Regions from separate parts of the Mus musculus genome. Here region 1 is linked to region 2. The links are chromatin contacts, found by Hi-C or POLR2A ChIA-PET in ENCODE. All regions are on one chromosome and are shown on one strand. Each heading gives the region's core, a stretch centred on a gene start or an enhancer-like site at or near the end of the contact. The rest is flanking DNA. Distances are from core to core; before and after follow the strand shown. Region 1 holds the start of Exoc3l (exocyst complex component 3-like). Region 2 holds the start of Rrad (Ras-related associated with diabetes).

What was found. A loop is a pair of places that touch in the nucleus more often than their neighbours do. ChIA-PET counts read pairs that join two places held with the same protein, here RNA polymerase II (POLR2A).
Region 1: a map of Patski shows a loop between it and region 2 (2.7-fold over the local background). The contact joins the promoter of Exoc3l here to the promoter of Rrad in region 2. A Hi-C loop is called at or near these places in 3 of 37 maps with a recorded cell type or tissue (Patski and left cerebral cortex). POLR2A ChIA-PET finds 5 or more read pairs at or near these places in 2 of 5 experiments (Patski and embryonic stem cell).

What each region holds. Positions count from the first base shown.
Region 1 is chr8:105,294,269-105,298,539 of GRCm38, forward strand. It overlaps Exoc3l (exocyst complex component 3-like), which reads right to left and starts at 1,845. Exons shown (of 14, transcript NM_177788.5): 1 at 1,638-1,845; 2 at 1,358-1,438; 3 at 992-1,167; 4 at 697-916. The coding sequence starts at 1,391. It overlaps E2f4 (E2F transcription factor 4), which reads left to right and starts at 3,395. Exons shown (of 10, transcript NM_148952.1): 1 at 3,395-3,607; 2 at 4,013-4,122; 3 at 4,267-4,271. The coding sequence starts at 3,473.
Region 2 is chr8:104,629,914-104,634,047 of GRCm38, forward strand. It overlaps Rrad (Ras-related associated with diabetes), which reads right to left and starts at 1,376. Exons shown (of 5, transcript NM_019662.3): 1 at 1,210-1,376; 2 at 634-1,067. The coding sequence starts at 1,000. It overlaps Gm51588 (a long non-coding RNA gene), which reads left to right. Exons shown (of 2, transcript XR_003947593.1): 2 at 1-276. Gm33023 (a long non-coding RNA gene) reads left to right here and starts at 1,489. Exons shown (of 3, transcript XR_879143.3): 1 at 1,489-1,582.

The sequences.
Region 1 (4,271 bases), core at 595-3,094, 660 kb after region 2:
TGGAGAGATGGCCCCGTCGTTAAGAGCACTGACTGTTCTGCCAGAGGTCCTGAGTTCAATCCCTAGCAACCACATGATGGCTCACAGCCATCTGTAATGGGATCCGATGCACTTTTCTAGTGTATCTGAAGACAGCTGCAGTGTGCTCGTATAAATAAAAAATAAATAAATCTTAAAAAAATGTTACAGGCAGACAAAATAAATGGAAGGCCATGCTGGTTGCTATTTGCCAATCTTGTTATGAAATACTTACAAACATAACTACATATGTATTGTTATGTATGTGTGTGTACATTGATGTATATATGTATGGATGCAGGTATGTATTGTACTTTGTATATATGTGTTATTTGGGGTGATGCCTGAGATTGAATTTAGGGCCTTGCACATACTAAACACATGCTCTACCAGAGCTACAGCCAACGTTCTTTCAGTAAGTAAACTACTGTGGCTATAGCCACTTCATGGAATTCCCGTGCTGACTTTAACATCCCAAGCCTGAGAAGCCCAGGATGAGGCGACTGCGCCTATTTCTCACACTCTTTGAAGCTGGGATTATTCTCTGGGATGTCCCTGGTGTCTCTCTCCATGTAATCCCTTTCCTAGTGCCCCAGCTGCTGATCAGAATGGGATTTGTGGATTCTTAGAAGCTAAAGTCCAGGGCTCTCCACCTCCGCTTTCCCCGCCCCCACTCACCTGCTTGTAGCCTTGGCAACAACCGAGTCAGGATCTGAAGTTGTTTGTGCTGGACAACACATTCCCTCAGGGGTTCCAGGGTTTGTGAGGTCCGAGACAAACCCTTTAGTAAGTGATGGGCCTGGCTCAAAGCTTCACGAGTTCCCTGCACAGCCTCGAGGGCTCGGGTCAGCTGCCACACACCAGTCTGCACACCTTCCAGGTAGGACTGCACCACTGACTGTGGAGAGAGGTAGCCGCTCCTAAGGCCTGGCCAGCCCTCCAGCCCAGTCTAACACTCCTGCTCCTCACCCACCTTAATTCTTGCTTCCAGGGAATAGTTACGCTGTATTTCACGGCTTCGGTACTGGCCCAGCCTGGTCAGCTGCTCTGGCCGGTAGAAGATGCCTGAAGCCCACTTGAGTGCTGCACCCCGAGCCAGCTGTTCGGCCCTCTCCTGCTCTGGCCACTCAGGCCTTGGGCAGGAAGATCCTGGGGTTGGTTGTGTCAGTCAGGGAGGGCCTGTGGCTAACGCACCTGCTGCTCTTCTGTTTCCTCGGGACAGCCCCACTCTTGGCAATCCTATAGAGCTCTAGCTAGACCTGACGGGAAAACCCAACCCCACTAATTCCCATTTGTCTTGACATCATCCTTCCCCAAGCCCAGCCAACGAGGCTCATACCAGGACGAAGTGTGGGCTGTATCTTGCTGTCCATAGTTTGCCTAGAGCTGCTGCCGATGTGGTAGGAGTGGGAGCGAGTGCCTGGAGGAGATCAGGCAGAGCGGATGTTCCTTGGGCTCCGCTGAGAAAGAGGAGCAGGGTCCTTGCCTACCCCCTTCAGGAAGTAAGAAGGGGATACCTGGGAGGCCTCAGTCCTCTGGCTTGGACTATGCAAATAGGCAAAACTGTAAGTCCCCTTTCCTGCTCTGTAACGCCCAGGATAGTTTGGTACAGAACTTACCAGATCTGACCGGTGTCCAGTTCTCCCTCCTCTGCAAGTGGCCTTGGCCTTGAGAGTAGCCTTCTCGCTCCTGCAGAGCTGGGCACACCCTCACTGCTCACGGGACCGGAGGGACTCCAGCTCCTTTGGCACCAGCAGCCAAATTCCTCTCCCCAAGGAAGCCTCTCTCCCACTTCACGGCCCAGAAACCCCTACTTCTCCCCCAAGGCCCCTCCTTCAAAGCAGAAAGGAAGGAAGTTGAGTCTCTGGCACTTTATTCCCAACAGGAAAAGCATCTGCATTGAGGTGGGGAGCGCTGGGCGCCATTTCCTGTTGGGTGGGGGCAGCTGTGGACTCCCCCGGTGAGCACCAAGTCTTGATCAGCCCACCTTAGACTTCTAAATACTCCGGAAACACATATGCATATTTAAAGCTGATTTGGCCTCAAGCTGGTTTGAAGGATGACCCCCTATGTGGTAGAGCCTCAGCAAACCGCAGTCGAGTCTGAGAACCACAGATGGTATATGCCTTGGTAGGGGAAAGATCACATGTGGTGAGGCAAAAGAATAGTGAGAGATGGCAGTTAGGGATCCAAAAAGCTACATTGTTCCTGTAAGTGATGGGGAGCTAGGGAGGACACTAGATATAATGGAGCACCACCCAAATCCACCCATCATAATAGACCCTCACTTCCTACTGTCAGAAGGGTTGACAGCTAAGACCTCAGGAAGACTACCCCAACTTCAGGCTCCATTATAACTAGAGCTTCCGAAGTCTGCTTTCTCACAAGTGTGAATCATCAATCAATTTGGGGAAGGCAATTTGTGTCCTAGAGGGACTGACCGTCATAAAGACATAACCATAAGTGATAACACTGTTAAAAATAAATAAGACTTGCAAGCTGGTAAGATGGCTCAGAGGCTCAGAGCACTTGCTCCTCTTGCAGAGGACAGGGCTTCAGTTCCCAGCACCTACACGGCAGCTAATAATAACTGCCTGTTAACTCTAGCTCCCAGAGATCTGACACCCTCTTCTAAACCTCCTTGAGCACCTGCACACATGTGGACAAACATAAACACATACACACACAATAATAATAATGATGATGATGATAATAATAATATAAACCTTTAAAAACTGCAAAAATAAATGAGACTTGCAAACACACAGTTCTTCCCATGTGTCAGAAAATGCCTTAAAGGCTTTGCTTATATTCACACGCAGGCAAACACCTTTGCATGGACTAAGTAGTGGTTGGAAATAAGACTCCTGGCCACTGTGAACTGTATGTAGCATGGAGGCCAGCGAAAAATGATGCTGGAACGAAATAAGAGATAGAAGTATGCAAGCTATTTATTGTTAGTGCTTGCTGTTTTGGCAGGAAGTAACAGGAACAGCAGGAATTATCTCTGAACATCAGGGAAGCCTTTAGAATAAGTTTTAAGCAAATAGGCTAAGCTTGTGGCTTATGGCTTCCCTTCCCTGGATGGAATGTTCAGGCAGTTAGTAGTCTAGAAGCAGCTTAGCAAGGAAGAGTCGGGTGGTTCTCGCTTCTCAACTGCCGGTACTGCTCACTAACTTCTTCCATTTCCTACCATACAATTTTTTCAGGTTTCCTAGCTGCCCTAAGGAGTTGTTTTGGTTTCCTTTGCTAATGATACATTTGCCGACGGTCCCCCGGAGTTTTGCGTCCGGATCAGCAGACGGGAGTTGCACCAGATACCCTGGGAAGGCGCGAGACGGAAGCGGAAGCAGCCTTGATAGCTCCGGTGGCCCGGCGACTAGGAACGGAAGCGGAAGTGGCGCCGCCGCCGGCCTCGCCTGGCCTGGCTGAGGGGAGGCGGCGGGCGGGCGCGATGGCGGAGGCCGGGCCACAGGCGCCGCCGCCCCCGGGGACTCCAAGCCGGCACGAGAAGAGTCTGGGACTTCTCACCACCAAGTTCGTGTCGCTCTTGCAGGAAGCCAAGGACGGCGTGCTTGACCTCAAGCTGGTGCGCTCCGGGCCGAGGGGGCGACTGGGGAGATGGGGGCACCAGGCCTGGACCGGGAGCGGGAAGCCAGCGGGGCGGCCCCACTGAGTCCTCCGGCCGCCATCCGTGTGCTTTCTCACCCTGATGAGAGAGGCGGGAGGTTGTTTCCATTCACCGAAGCCATTAAGCCTCAGCTCTGTCTGGGTCCCGGCTGCAGGTGCAGGCCCTCGTGGCCCTTGGCGACTAGGACAGGGAGCCGAGCATCAGAACACAGCTAAGCCAAGACTCTTCCCGACACACTCGCGGAGTGATTGGAAGGAACGCCAGGGTTGGGACATAAGACTACCTCCCATTCCAGACTAAACATCTCAGGGTGCACACTTTTTAAGAGTGGGGCTCCATTCTCCATTCTGTTCTACCTGCCAGGCAGCCGACACTCTTGCTGTGCGCCAGAAACGGCGGATCTACGACATCACCAACGTGCTGGAAGGCATCGGTCTGATCGAGAAGAAATCCAAGAACAGCATCCAGTGGAAGTGAGTGTGGGCTGTTTGGGGAGGGCAGAAGTGTCAGGGGTGTTGGGGTTGGGAGGGGATGGTGATGTTTATAGGAGAGAGTTGGGGTCTGGCACCCAGAGATCTTAGGGATCCCACGCTCAGTCTCTCAATCCCATGGTTCAGGGGCG
Region 2 (4,134 bases), core at 126-2,625:
AAGAAGCCAGTTATCAGTCGGCTGTCAACGTTCCCAGTGTCTGCCTTCTTCTCCTGACCACGCCTCCTGCTGCTTCTCCCAGTCCTCTGATAATTCTCCTCTGTTAGCAGATGGTTGCTATGCCCAAACAATATGACAAGCCCGGGAGTCAGGGACTGGAGGACACGACCTCCATCTCTTTGTCCCCAAACTAGAGAAGTACTGGGTGTCTAGGGATCCTGCTGCCTGGGTCAAGGGTGGGTGTGGTCATATTGGGTGAAGTTAGTATAGTGGCTGTCACAAACCCTGGAGACTTTGGCCACCTAACTTTCCTCTCCCAGAAATGTCCTCAGAATTTGTTCCTGCCAGCCCCGGTAGGCAGGAAAGTGCTGCTACGAGCCACAGGAAAAAAATCATATCTAGCACTCTACTCTTCTATTCTGGACACTTTTTTCCTATCAACGACTGGTACGTGGGTAGGAGAGAGGTGGAGGGGGTGGAGTGAGTAGGGAGTAAGTCTCCTTCAGTTTCTCCATCTTGGACGCGGAAATAACATAATTTCGAAAACGCCTTGAAATTTCATAGTATTTGCCACTTTTAGTCCAGCTCCACCGCCCCCCAACTGTCTTTATCTAAACAGCTCAGCTCTCTCACCTGCTGCTTCTGCTTCAGGTCCGTCTTCTATACCACCAAAGATGCGCGCCAGAGCGCTTTTGCCCACACCAGGCGCCCCGAGCAGCAGCACCTTGTAAACGCCCTCCTCTGACCCACTGCCTCCAGAACTGAGCGAGTCGGAGGAGCCTTCGGGCCAGTCCAGCCTCTGGCCCTGTGTCCGAGTTCCAGCGGCAGTCGTTGCCAGGGAGCCCGGGGCTAGCGCCGCCTGAAGGTCTCGCTCGTCCACCGGCATGCTCCTGCGGTGCAGTGGGGGTGCCGGGCCCCATGGGGTGCTGCCTCGACGGCGGTCGCGCTCCCGGCCCGCACCACGGCTCCCGCTTGCTCCGCTGCCACCATTCAGGGTCATCGTGTTGGACGCCGTCTGGGGAACGAAGAATTGGGATGGCAGCTCTATCGCGGGAGCAGGTAGGACTCTGGAGTCAAGAAAGATGCTCAGGATGAAGGAACCTACTGCCAACCAGGAGGTCTCTACGTCTTAACCAGTAACCCAGCTGGACCTGCATCCACATTCAGCCCCAGATGGTGTTGTCCACCCCGCTTAGTCAGGACACTCACCAACTCTCACACAGATGTTATCAGGACTTGATCAGCGCTGCGACACAGACCACTGGGGGATCTGATAGAACCCACTCGTAGACCCCTGTTCAGACTCAGACCCTTGTCGCTGTCACGACTGCAGTCTTTTTCTCCTCTGCTGCTTTCTCAGCCCCTCAGCTGGCGCTGGGTCGCTGTTCTAGGGCCTCCTATTTAAACCTCTACCAGTCAGACTTCCGCCCTTACCCCTACCCCCGCTCCCGCCCCCGCCCCCGCCCCCGCCCCCGCCCCCGCCCCTGTCCTCCCGGGCTGCTGCAAAGGCTGACGCATCCACTCGCCCTCGGGAATCCCCCACCTCCCTTCTAGGACCGCAAACCCGCCAGGGGCGGGGCAGGTAGCTGGAAGGAGGCTCGCGCGGGATGGGGGGTAGTTTAGAGGGGTGTTGGAGGGGAGGGATGGGGAGTGTGCGTTGAGGAGGGTGCACCAGTGTGTGTGTGTGTGTGTGTGTGTGTGTGTGTGTGTGTGTGCATTGATACAGAGGCTGCCAGTAGTGGGTAAAGTGGAGTGAACTACCACTCCATCTTTAAAGATGAATTTTCCCTTCTGCTCACTCCTGGCCTATTACCCAAGTCAGTAGACGTATTATGGACACGCTCAGAACCTATGAAGCCCGTTCCTCCAGGTATGGACCTAACCAGAATTTAGAGGGTCCTAAACTGGTATTTCTAGCTTCAACACTAAGTCCTTTCTATTCCTGTCTTTGTCCTGGGACCTAAAGAGTCTCCCAACGGGACTGCCCTTCAGGTTGAAGGTTGGTGTCATCCATGAATTCTTGGGGTCCCTTAGGAGGTTCAGGGGGTGATAGAGCCTGCTGGGTGCTTGTCTGCTGGAGAGAAACTACAGGGCCAGAAAAAGGAACACACAAACTCAAATCCCAACTCTAACTCTAAGCATGCGGAACAGCTGCCAGTAACTGCTAAAAATATCTAACCCTGGCCCTAGCCACTTTGTTTTTGGGCATGAGGTTGCCCAGAGTTGGGGAGATCCGGCCTAACAGTGGGGGACTCCAGAAAGAGCCAACCCCTTTATAGTCTTCAAGTTCTTCCTGCTCCTGAGCCCCACACTGGGCCTTTTGCTTGTAAACATCTCACCGAGGAGGGGCATAAATGTAGGGTATGGGGGAGGGGTAGCTTTCAGGAACTGGTCGCAGGGCCTCTGCTCTGTTTAAGACTCACTTTTGATCCATCCCCGTGTGCCAGACTCTTTTATAAATGGCAAAAATATACCCAGTACCACCACTGCTTCAGAGCTCCCCTTTCTCAGACACTGGTTTGAAAACAGGGATAGTATCTGAGGGAAGGAGAGGTGATTGGGTGGACTGGGTGTCTAGTCCCCTGTCTGCCTCTCTCCCAGCATTCAGGTACCCAGTCCTGAATTGGATATCGTGAACTGTTCCTTCCTTGCTAGTCTCTAGGGTGACGACTGTGTGTGTGTGTGTGTGTGTGTGTGTGTGTGTGTGTGTCTATGCCTGTGTACTGGCTGTGACGTATTTCGGGACAGGGACTTGCTCTTAGACGTTTGCAATGACTGTGGCGGGGGTGGAAGGGCACCCATTTGGGGCTCAGGTGACATCATACATAGATGGACCTTAGTGGGCTGTAGCAGGTTGCCATGGAGACTTGAGCCAGACTTTCTGGTACTGCATTAGTCTCCTTGGCAACACCTAAAAAGGCCTTGAATTGAGGAAACCAGCTAAGGGATAAGGTTAGGAGGTTTATGATGCAGGGTTCTCTTGTTCTCTCTCTCTCTCTCTCTCTCTCTCTCTCTCTCTCTCTCTCTCTCTCTCTCTCTCTCTGGTTTTTTGAGACAGGGTTTCTCTGTATAGCCCTGGCTGTCCTGGAACTCACTTTGTAGACCAGGCTGGCCTCGAACTCAGAAATCTATCTGCCTCTGCCTCCGGAGTGCTGGGATTAAAGGCTTGCGCCACCAAGTCTGGCGGTTCTCTTGTTCTTAAGGCCCTCAAATAAGCAAAAGCTGATCCAAGGCACCTGCTTATGTGTCCGTTCCATGAAGGAGGGATCATGGAGGCCTAGGAAGTCCCTGCTGGCTTTTGTTTCTTAGATAAGACTCAGTGGGAAGAGGGAGTCAGGGGCTTCTGCTTCTCCTGACCGGTCAGAAGCTTCTAGAGTCAGCCCTCTGCTTCCCAGCAGGAACCCAAGTTGGCCGTTCATGACACAAACACCCCAAGGCCACACATACAGTGTGGCTGGAAAGAACCTTGAGGTGTCCAGGAGAGTGCCTGGCAGAATACAGCTAGAGGATAGCTGTAGACCTTCCCAGAAGGGGCCACACAGGGAAACTGGGCTGACTTTCCCCTCTGGTAATTTGAGCTTTTGACTGCAACAGTGTATCTTCTTTGCCGAGGCAACGCCATCCACACAGAGCCACTCAGACCCCAAGCATTCCTTGGCTACGCCAACAGGCCCTGCGATGATCATCAGGAGCCTAGGTGTTGCCAGGAGCCTCACGACCCAATATCAGGACACGACCTTAGGATCATTTCCTGCTACACTTCTGGTCCTCTCAGCTCTCTCAGCTGCCCAGAAGGAACAAACAGGTTGGAGCAGGCTCTGTACCTTGTTAGTTCTACCCTTGTTGCTCGCTTTTTCTTTCTTTCTTTCTTTCTTTCTTTCTTTCTTTCTTTCTTTCTTTCTTTCTTTCTTTCTTTCTTTCTTTCTTTCTTTCTTTCTTTCTTTTCTTTCTTTCTTTCTTTCTTTCTTTCCTCTTCCTCTCTCTCTCTCTCTCTCTCTCTCTCTCTCTCTCCCTCTCCCCTCTTTCTTTTTCTTCACTTTACTCTCTCTCTCTCTCTCCCTCTCCCCTCTTTCTTTTTCTTCACTTTACATCCCGATCACAGCCCCCTTGCACTCTCCCCTCCCACAGCCTCTT